Regions from separate parts of the Homo sapiens genome. Here region 1 is linked to region 2. A link is an interaction called in ENCODE POLR2A ChIA-PET data of the cell type or tissue named here. Cell type or tissue: CD4-positive, alpha-beta T cell. All regions are shown on one strand. Region 1 overlaps POLR1A (RNA polymerase I subunit A). Region 2 overlaps LOC284950 (a long non-coding RNA gene).

Region 1 (5,000 bases), 210 kb before region 2:
TTAGTAAATTACAGAATCGTGCGGCATGAATACTTCTGATGTGGTCTGCAGCCATTTGCACTAACTAAAAATATAAACACTCTCATCACCCCCATCCCCATAATGGCCTAGTGAACCTCTTTCTAATTTTTATAGCAGGAGGTTTAAACTGTCTCCAAATTGTCATAATTGAGAAGAAAGAATGGATAAAGGAAAAAGTGAATAATGAACCCAGAAATTCTCCTGCTTAGGGGGCTTGTGGTAACAGTCCCAGAGTGGATATGTGACATTCTGGGGGCAAACATGAGGAGTCCAAGCATGAATGTCTAGAGCTTCAGCCACCCAGCTGGGATCTGTGCTGTGTAATTTGAGGACATCTCAGGGTCACTGGTGGGAATTTGAAGATTAGAGGGATCTTTTGCCTAGGAAAAACGAGTCCAGAAAGAGGTAGAGGTTTCAGTTTTCTGGTTTCGGGCAGCATTGACAGTCTGTGGTGTCTGCTCCTGACCCCTGCCACAACCCCCACCCTGACCCCCCACCACCGTCTCTAGGTTGAGGACCTTGCTGCAGCTGAAGTGGCAGCGCTCACTGTGTGAGCCGGGCGAGGCTGTGGGCCTGCTGGCTGCCCAGAGCATCGGAGAGCCCTCCACCCAGATGACCCTCAACACCTTCCACTTTGCAGGCAGAGGCGAGATGAACGTCACCCTGGGCATTCCAAGGTGTGGGGCACAAGGGAGCACAGGGTGGGGTCTGTCCTAGCCTCTCCTGGAGAAGGGGCCATTTAATGAGAGGGGGTGAGTGAGTGTGTGTGAATGAGAGAGTGTGTCTGTGTGAGAGAGGGACAGGGTCTCATTAAAGTGGGGATCAGGGTTAGAATTTCCAGAGCCCAGCTGGTTTCTTTGGTGCCCAGGCCTGGTAGGATCTCCATTTATTCCTCTGCCAACTCCTGCATCCACGTTCCTGGGGATGCCTGTGAGACTGCACACTGCTGGGGGAAGGACTCAGGAACGTACATTGTTAACAAGCCCCACACAAGGTGCCTGGTTGCCCAACTCCAGGGGAGCCATTCACATAGAACGTGCCCCCACGTGGCCCTGGGCCCTGGCCCTTCAGGTAAATATATGTGCTGGACAAGGGGAATGAGTGTGGGGTCAGACCCATCTGCATTCAGTCCCTGGCCCTGCCTTTTTCTAGCAGAAAGACTCTGGACAGGTACCTCACTTTCCAAACCTCAGGGGGTCCTTCTGTGGAAGGCCAGAGGCTGGGACCCACTATACATCCAGGCAGTGAGGGCTGGCTGAGCTCAGCAGGAGCACTGTGGGTGCTAGTTGCCTTCCCTGCATCGCTTGTTCATTCAGTAAGCGTCAGCAGGCACCTGTTGTTTGCAAGGCACAGGTGATAGGAAACAAGAATCAGACAAAGCCCTGAGCACAAGGAGTGGGCCCTCCAGGGAGGAAACTGACAGGGGAGTCCCTTACTGTTGCACACGAGGCCAGAGCTGGGATTCTCTGATCTAGCATATTATCCCTGTGAGATCCCCAGGCCTCTCTCAGATTCCAAAAGAACTCTGACATCATTAGGAGAAGCTGCACCCAAACAGAAGGTCTGGTTGCCACTCATGATTGGATGTGCCCTTATTCTGTGACAGGTTGCGGGAGATTCTCATGGTGGCCAGCGCCAACATCAAGACACCCATGATGAGCGTGCCCGTGCTCAACACCAAGAAAGCCCTGAAGAGAGTGAAAAGCCTGAAGAAGCAACTCACCAGGGTGTGCTTGGGGGAGGTAACGTCTCTCCTTCCCAGGTTGCAGACGGGGTGAAGGCATGTTCCTATATCCTCCCCATGTGTGAAGAACAGGCTTTGCTTACTGCTCTGACCCTAGGCTCAGATTCCCACCAATGAGAGATAAGCTGTCTCTGCCAGGTGCTGAGCAGAGATGGATCAGGAAGCTTTTAAGAGAGTCATTAGTTCCACAGCATCCTCCTGTGCCTGAAAAATAAACCATTTCCTGAGTTTGCCTACCCGCTCTGCTGAGGCCACTCCTAGGAGGTTCAGGCCACTCTCTGGAGGTGACTGCAGGCTGTGGGCCCCCCAGCAGATCCACACCAGTATAGCTCACCAGGGTTTCTTTGGGGTTTGGCCTGTGGTCTCAGCTGCTATCTCTGTAAACCCTTGGGTCTCGTAACCCACTCACATTGCGCAGTCACCTAGGACCTGAACAAGTCAAGTTCTCTCTGTCCGTCTGGTTCCAGGTGTTGCAGAAAATTGACGTCCAGGAGTCCTTCTGTATGGAAGAAAAACAGAACAAATTCCAGGTGTACCAGCTGCGGTTTCAGTTCCTGCCACATGCATATTACCAGCAGGAGAAGTGCCTGAGACCCGAGGACATCCTGCGCTTCATGGAAACAAGGTCAGGGCTCAGGCTGTGATTGTCATTGACCTTGACCCAGAGAATGCGCTTGAACTGGGGCAGGAAGCACCTAGCCACAAGGCTCCTAGAGATTGAGTGCCTTTGCCCAAATGAGCCCTTCAAGGGAAGTGTTTAGGAAGCAGAGGGCCTTGCAGCCTGATCTGGAAACCTGACCACAGTCTGGCTTGTGGGTATGACTTTCTTAGCCACACGTCACTCCCTGAGCCCATTTCTTCTCTTGGGTTGACGTCAGGATTGTTGTCTTCTGGGGCTTGCAGGCATTAAGACATGGAAATGTGGGTGTGGTAAAGAGAAGGGAGCACCATCAAAGCGGTGCTTCTGTGGTGTCGGAGCAGCACATGCTGTTAATGTTTGCTAGGGTGTTACTGCAGGCAGTATAATGTGGTTCCTGATGCATTTAGATTCTGTGAATAATGAACAATGTGCGGGTGGCACGCTGCTGTTAGATCTCCATTCTATAACCAGGATTGCCTCCAGAGAAATTCGAGTTCCTGTCCCGAGTTCCTGTCCAGTAGGGAAAAGGAACTTTTGTCTCAAGTTCAAGTTACTGTTAGATATTTGAAAAGCAGAGGCCACAATGCTGAGTTCCGGGGAGCAGGAGGATGGGCTTTTTGGGGACTGGGGCAAGACTGGAAGAGCCCACGAAGCATTTTTGACTCACCAGCTAACCCTAGACGGTGAAGTGTGAACACAAAAAGGCTGCATAGCCCAGCAGGTGACAGGCCAGTGAAGCAGGCTTGGAGGCCCCCGGCAGACTGAAGAGTGTGGAACCTGTCTCAAGGGGCACCTGTTACTATGCAGGAATGGAGGCCCGGGGGGCCACATCTTTTGATTTAAAAAGAAAGAAAACAAGCTTCCCACCCCCTACGTTTTTTTCTTTCTTGGGTCACTTGTTTACTTGCCTTTGCTTTTATATAATTGAGGTCTCCTGACTTTTAAACATCAGCAACTAATTCATGTGTTTTTAAAAGCCCAGTAAGGCCCAGATGGTTCTCATCTGTTGCAGGATCTGGCCACAGGCCACTGACCACTGCCTCTAATCTAGACCAGTTCTTGGTCTTCTGGGAGCTGCTCAGATAGAGAAGCAATGACAGAGCAGAAGCAGAAAGCTCCCTGCACTCAGCCATCCCACAAACACATACTGAGCCATGCCCATTCGTCGCTGAGTCACGGGGGCAGGCGTGGGCAACACAGTACGACTTTTCTGCCCTCAGCCCTCTGCCCTCTCACCTTATGGGGCCTGGCCTCGAGCCAGCCCTCTGTGCAGGTGGCATTTGGGATGGTGGGTCTTGGGGTGGAGGAGCTTGGATGTGAACTCAGTCCTTTGGACGGGGGTCACTGGCCAGGTGCTTCCTGCCCCAGTTCACGAGCCCTGGGTGAAGTTGTTGTTGGCTGGGCCTCAGGAGCACCTGCGTTGGTGCCAGCCTGGGCTGAGAACATTCCTTCTGTCGAGTGGTCCTCTGTGCTATCTGGGCACTGGGCAGAGTGGCAGGGGAGTGCTGTGTGCACCCGCCTGCCAGCTCCTTAATTAACAGCGAGGAACATAACTACCAAGTGCAGGGGGCGTTTGTGCTGGCCTGGCAGTGGTTTTCTGGGAAATGGGAATTCAGATTTCATGGCCTCTAGAGAATAACTAAGGGTGGACGGAGTTAGATGTTTTGCCCCAGTTCTGTTCACAGGAGGCCCAGGCCAGCCCAGCAGGTAGGTCGGCATGAGGCTGGCGCCAGCCCATGCTGGGGTTCTTTTTACTTATATTACCTCATGGAATTGAAAATAGGAAATCACTTTTTAAGACTTCTTCCTGATGAGGGACAGCCCTGGCTTGTTCCCAGCCGTGAAGTACTTTTTCAACTCCTCCCTGTGTTTTGCTTGTGAACTTGAAAATCTGTGATAAATAAAGCCATGCGCAGTAGCTTTTGGTGGAGGTGGCCTCAAGGACTCAGCAGAATGGGGCTGAGGGGTTAGGCAGAGCTAAAAGATGGGGCAGTGGATGAGCTGGGTGCGGTCTGGACTCCCTTTGTCAGGCCCCAGGCAGCAGAGCAGCTGTGTTCAGGCCTCTGGCCGCCCACAGGAAATGGGAGGAAGTGTGAGTGCACTTTCAAAAGAGCAGCCAACCCCCAAGAAGCTTTTTCTCCTTCCTTTCTCCCATCCCTCCCCCTTCCTTCCTCTCTGCCACCCTCTTTTTCTTTCTCTTTGCCCCCACCCTCCCTTCTCCCAGCTGTGGAGTCATGAGACCCTTGACAGAGCCTGGAGAAAAACAGCACGAGACAGATGGTTCCCTAGGTAGAGATATACAAGCGTAGAAGGCCCCCCAGATCTCTGCACTGGCACCCATCACATGGGCTGTTTGTGTAAATTGTCTGGCAGGTGGCAGGGGAGATGAAGTGGAAAGAGCACTGAGCTAGGAGTTAGGGGCTGTAAGTTTTGGCCTCCGGTCCCCAGCCATGAAAAGACCCAGCTGACAGTCTGTAATTGTAGCTTCTGTGAATCTGACTTTCCAAACAGCAGGTGGTGGAGCTGTTGCCAGGCGCGTTCAGAAACCGCCAGGGGTCATGTGCTCTGTTTGTAATTATTTACGTGGGACGGGAG
Region 2 (5,000 bases):
ATTTCAATCCATTTAGCAGAGAATCGTTATCCCAAACTTGCCCACTTCCTGCATTGTACTTCCCCACAAGAAAGAATCATCTGTCTTCAGGAAGTGGGCAAGTTTGGGATAACGATTTTGAGGAGATTCTGGCTGGAGGTAAAGAGCCAGATTCAAAGACCACAGTCTTGTTCCTGTTTGTCAGAGTCAAAGCTTCCTGCAGAAACAAAGAACTGCCTAATTTTTATTTATTTATTTATTTATTTATTTATTTATTTATTTTGAGATGGAGTCTCGCTCTGTTGCCCAGGCTGGAGTGCAATGGCACCATCTCGGCTCACTGCAAGCTCCACCTCCCAGGTTCAAGTGATTCTCCTGCCTCAGCCTTCTGAGTATCTGAGATTACAGGTGCCCACCACCACGCCCAGCTAATTTTTGTATTTTTTTAGTAGAGATAGGGTTTCACCATGTTGGCCAGGCTGGTCTTGAACTCCTGACCTCAAGTGATCCACCCACCTTGGCCTCCCAAAATGCTGGGATTACAGGTGTGAGCCACCATGCCCAGCCCCTGGACTGCCTAATTTGTATTGTCCAAGTTTGAATACTCCCCCAAAAAAAGATTTTATATATTTGTAACACTGAAATATGAAATACAAAGGAGAAAAGCTCATTTAGATCATTTTTTATTTCTTTAGCCTTCTGGAAGTCTCTATGTACATAAAGAGATAGGTGACTTCCTTTGTGTAATAAACTTGCATTCATGGAGCCCCTCAGCCGTCCCGCCCATGCACTGGGAAAATTCAGAACCTCTATTACCACCCACTGATGCAACTAGCTGCAAGAGGGAAGGGAGAGGGAAATGTTGTGAAGAGTTTGTCCTATGGGCCAACAACCCTCGTATCCACAGGAATGGCATGGCTGGGTGCTTGTCACCCCTAGGCTTTATGGGTACCTCCATGTTGTCATTGTCTGGCTCAAGGATCTACTGGCCCCAATTCTGGTTGAGTTCTGACTGGGTTGGAACAAAGGCCGTGCTGAGACCTATCTACTGCAGATGCACCCACACGTTTTCCAAAACTTGGGACTGAAATCGAACTCAACGATTGCTTTATTTTCCCACACACTAAAATACCCCCGGTTCTGGAATACGGAAGTGAGAATGACAAAGGGGGTCCTTCTGTAGGACCCTCAGTCCTGGCAGTCTGGCTGACCATTCTGGCAGAACATGCTGTTCTGAACACCATTTGTTCAAACTCTGAAACCAGTTGATGCTCTGCCCATCATTCCAGACACTCTTGGCTGTATCTTAGTACCCAGCAGGGCTGTCCTCGAAATACTGCCCTGTGGCTCCTGGCGCCACCTCCTATCCTGCCCTGCCAGCACCGCCACCTTTAGTTCCCATGGCCTGCAGAGAGCCATGGCTGGGCGCTGATGACAGGCTGCACCTAACATGGACCCTGCCTACTGTTCTGGATCCTCAGTCTAGAGGGAAAAGATGCTAAACAAGTCAACATGACAAAGGCGGTGTCAAAGCAAAGGGGAGGCGCACCACGGGAGCGCACCAGGAAAACCAGGTGAGTCTAAACTGAGACCAAAATGCTAATTAGGGGGCCGGCAGGAGGGCAGGAGGAGCGTTCCAGGCAAAACTAGCAGCTTTCGAGAAGGGTTGTTAAAGCAGGACATGCTTTAACAACCAAATCACAAAGTGAGCATAGGCTCAGGGTGTGGCTGCGATGAGGGAGATGAATGTAGGGGTAAGGAGCAATTTGGAGCCCCTGAGGGATGTTACAGGGGCGGGGGGGGCGCGGAGAGTGACTCAATTCAGCTTAAACTGAAAATCATGTGGCTCTGAGTGGAAAGAGAATGGGGAGTGGGGAACTGGGAGCAGAGAATCGATGGGAAAGCTGAGGAAGGTGATCTCACCGCAGGCAACACTGAAAAGCAGGTGGTGCTGGGGACCTAGACGGGTTTGGTGGACCTCAAGTCCTTCCAGGCTGCCTTCTGACCGGGTATTCCGCCAGCCACTTTTCTAGATCCCTTTGGGGTAGGTAAGGGGTGACTGGAGAGAGATCCTGGGACAGGAGCCAGGAGGCCAGGAGGCAGCCCCACCTTTGCCACAATGCCCCTGTAATGCTTTCAGGAAGGTCACAGCCCCTCTCAGAGGTTCCATCGGTTGAACAGGGGCTTGGCGAGGCCCCAGCTCTTTCATTTGTCGTTAATGAAAAGAAACCACCAGGGCTAAGAGGAGTGGCTGTTACAATGGTCCACCGCGCCACCTGGTGTTGTGAGGCCGCGTGCACAGCTCTCAGCGCCGGGCTACCAGGTGGCCCCCAGTGGGTCTGGCCCATTCTTCTGCAAGGTCCCCCCAGCCAGTAGGCTCTGGCACCGTCTTCAGCTGCTGGGGCACTTCTCTCCTCCCTGCACAGTCTGGATTTTCTCCTCCTTCTCTGACCATTTCTCGGGCTCCCCTCCCCTCTCCCACATCTCTGCCCCGATGCTCTTTTCTCTTCCCGAGATGGTCCACTCCCACGGGTCCAATTACTGCCTTTGATATTGCCTTTTTATTCCCATACCCAGGTCTGCAGCGGGGACTCCCCTCAAGTCCCCAGAGCCCCAGCCCATCATGTCCACATCCTTCAGGACATCATCTCCTCCCAGCCAGCCGGGACCTCAGACTCAGAAAGCTGACAATGCTGTGCGTCACCTCAGAGCTGACACAGCTCCTCCTCTGAAGAACTCGGTCTCCTCAACCTGTTAAAGGACATCTAGAAAAGGCCACAGCTAAAGGGCTTTCACTCAATGCTGAAACACAAAATGCTTTCCCCAGAAGATCAGGAACAAGACAAGGATGTCTGTTCACACAGCTTCTGTTCAACATTGTACTAAAGAGGCCAGCCAGGGCAATGAGGCAAGGAAATAAAGTAAAAGCCATCCATATTGGAAAGGAAGAAGTACAATTGTCTTCATTTGCAGATAACATGATCTTGTACGTTGAAAATCCTAAGGAATTCACTGAAAATGATTAAACTAATAAATGAGTTTAGCAAGTTTACAAGGATATGTGATCAGTGTACAAAAATCAGTTTATTTCTATACAGTAGTTATGAGCAAATAAAAAATGAAGTTAAGAAAACAATTCCAGTCTGGGTACAGTGGTTCAAGCCTGTAATCTCAGCACTTTGGGAGGCCGAGGCAGGTGGACCACTTGAGGTCAGGAGTTCAAGACCAGCCTGGCCGATATGGTGAAACCTTGTCTCTACTAAAAATACAAAAAATTAGCTGGGTGTGGTCGTGGGCACCTGTAATCCCAGCTACGCAGTAGACTGAGGCAGGGGAATCACTTGAACCCGTTAGGCAGAGGTTGCAATGAGCTGAGATCACACCGCTGCACTCCAGCCTTGGTGACAGAGCAAAACTTTGTCTTAAAAAAAAACTCATTTATATTAGCATCAGAAAGATACTTATGAACATATTTAACAAAAGAAGTACAAAACTTATGCTCTGAAAACTACAAAATATTGTTGAAAACTAAAGAAGATCTAAATGAGTGGAAAGACATCCCATGTTTATAGATTGAAAAACTTAACATTATTAAGATAGCAATACTCCCAGATTCCAAATTCAATGCAATCCCTATCAAAATTTCGACTTCAGCAATGGACAAGTTGCTTTTAAAATGCATATGAAAATGCAAGAAAACACAAATAGCTAAAGAAATCTTGAAAAAGTTGGATAATTTATGCTACCCAATTTTAAAACCTGCTATAAAATGACAGTAATCAAAACAGTGTGGTATGGGCATAAGGACAGATCTATACATCAACAGAATGGAACTGAGAGCCCAGAAATTAACCCACATATCTATGGCCAGTTGATTTTGAGCAAGAGTGCCAACTTCTTTCAATGGAAAAAGAATAGTCCCCTCAGCAAATGATGTGGGGACACCTGAATTTCCACATGCAAAAGAATGAAGTTGGATCCATATTTCACACTGTATAAAAAAACTAACTCAAAATGGATCAATGACCTATAAAGAAGAACTAAAATCATAAAAGTCACAGAAGAAAACATAGTGATAAATCCTTATGACCCTGGATTTGGCACTGCATTCTTAGATTGACACCAAAAGCATGAGCAACTAAAGAAAAAAACAGATAAACCAGCCATCAGAATAAAAAACTTTGGGGCTTCAAAAGACACTATCAAAACAGTGAAAAGACAACCCAAAGAATGGGAAAAAATTGTTTGCAAACTATAAACATAATAAGTTGCTTGTATCTAGAATATATAAAGAACAATTACAACTCAAGAATAAAAAGACAAATAGCCCAATTCAAAAATAAGCAAAGGATCTGAATAGATATTTCTTTAAAAAAGATATACAAATGGCCAATAAGCACATAAAGAGGTCCTGAATATTATTAGCCATGGGAGAAATACAAATCAAAACCATAATGAGATATCACTTCATGTCTGCTAGGGTAGCTTTAATTAAAAAGTCAGATGAGGCCGGGCACGGTGGCTCATGCCTGTAATCCCAGCACTTTGGGAGGCTGAGGCAGGTGGATCATGAGGTCAAGAGATCAAGACCATCCTGACCAACATGGTGAAACCCCGTCTCTACTAAAAATACAAACATTAGCTGGTCATGGTGGCATATACCTGGAGTCTCAGCTACTTGGGAGGCTGAGGCAGGAGAATCGCTTGAACCCAGGAGGCGGAGGTTGCAGTGAGCTGAGATCACGCCACTGCACTCCAGCCTGGCGACAGAGTGAGACTCTGTCTCAAAAAAAAGTCAAATGATTAAAAAAAAAGTTGAAAAAAATGTGGAGAAACTGGAACCCTTGTACATTGCTGGTGGGGATGTACAATGGTGTAGCCACTTTGAAAAACAGTCTGGAAGTTCCTCAAATGGTTATAAAGTTACCATGTGACTCAATTCCACTCCTAGGCATATGTCCAAGAGAAATGAAAACACATGTCCACACAAAAACTTGTACATGAATGTTCATGGGGACATC

What was found. Peaks named below come from ENCODE experiments on the same cell type or tissue, not always from the same donor. Only the 100,000 strongest peaks of a DNase experiment are listed, where the experiment ranks them.
Region 1: POLR2A ChIA-PET joins it to region 2 with 17 read pairs; 12 of 35 experiments call an interaction of 5 or more read pairs at or near these places.

The regions. Positions count from the first base shown.
Region 1 is chr2:86,036,090-86,041,089 of GRCh38, reverse strand. POLR1A (RNA polymerase I subunit A) reads left to right here. Exons shown (of 34, transcript NM_015425.6): 25 at 531-698; 26 at 1,628-1,763; 27 at 2,233-2,390. Among named protein-coding and RNA genes, the nearest start is that of POLR1A, 67 kb to the left of the region's middle. RefSeq lists an enhancer at 1,633-1,763 and a silencer at 4,392-4,441. In CD4-positive, alpha-beta T cell, a CTCF peak has its summit at 4,996; DNase peaks (open chromatin) are centred at 2,629, 3,569, 4,449, 4,969 and 4 weaker places; H3K4me3 peaks cover 734 bases; H3K27ac peaks cover 4,780 bases.
Region 2 is chr2:85,824,834-85,829,833 of GRCh38, reverse strand. LOC284950 (a long non-coding RNA gene) reads right to left here. Exons shown (of 3, transcript NR_038888.1): 3 at 3,046-5,000. Among named protein-coding and RNA genes, the nearest start is that of MIR6071, 44 kb to the right of the region's middle. In CD4-positive, alpha-beta T cell, CTCF peaks have their summits at 2,069 and 2,278 (motif pointing left); a DNase peak (open chromatin) is centred at 2,243; H3K27ac peaks cover 300 bases.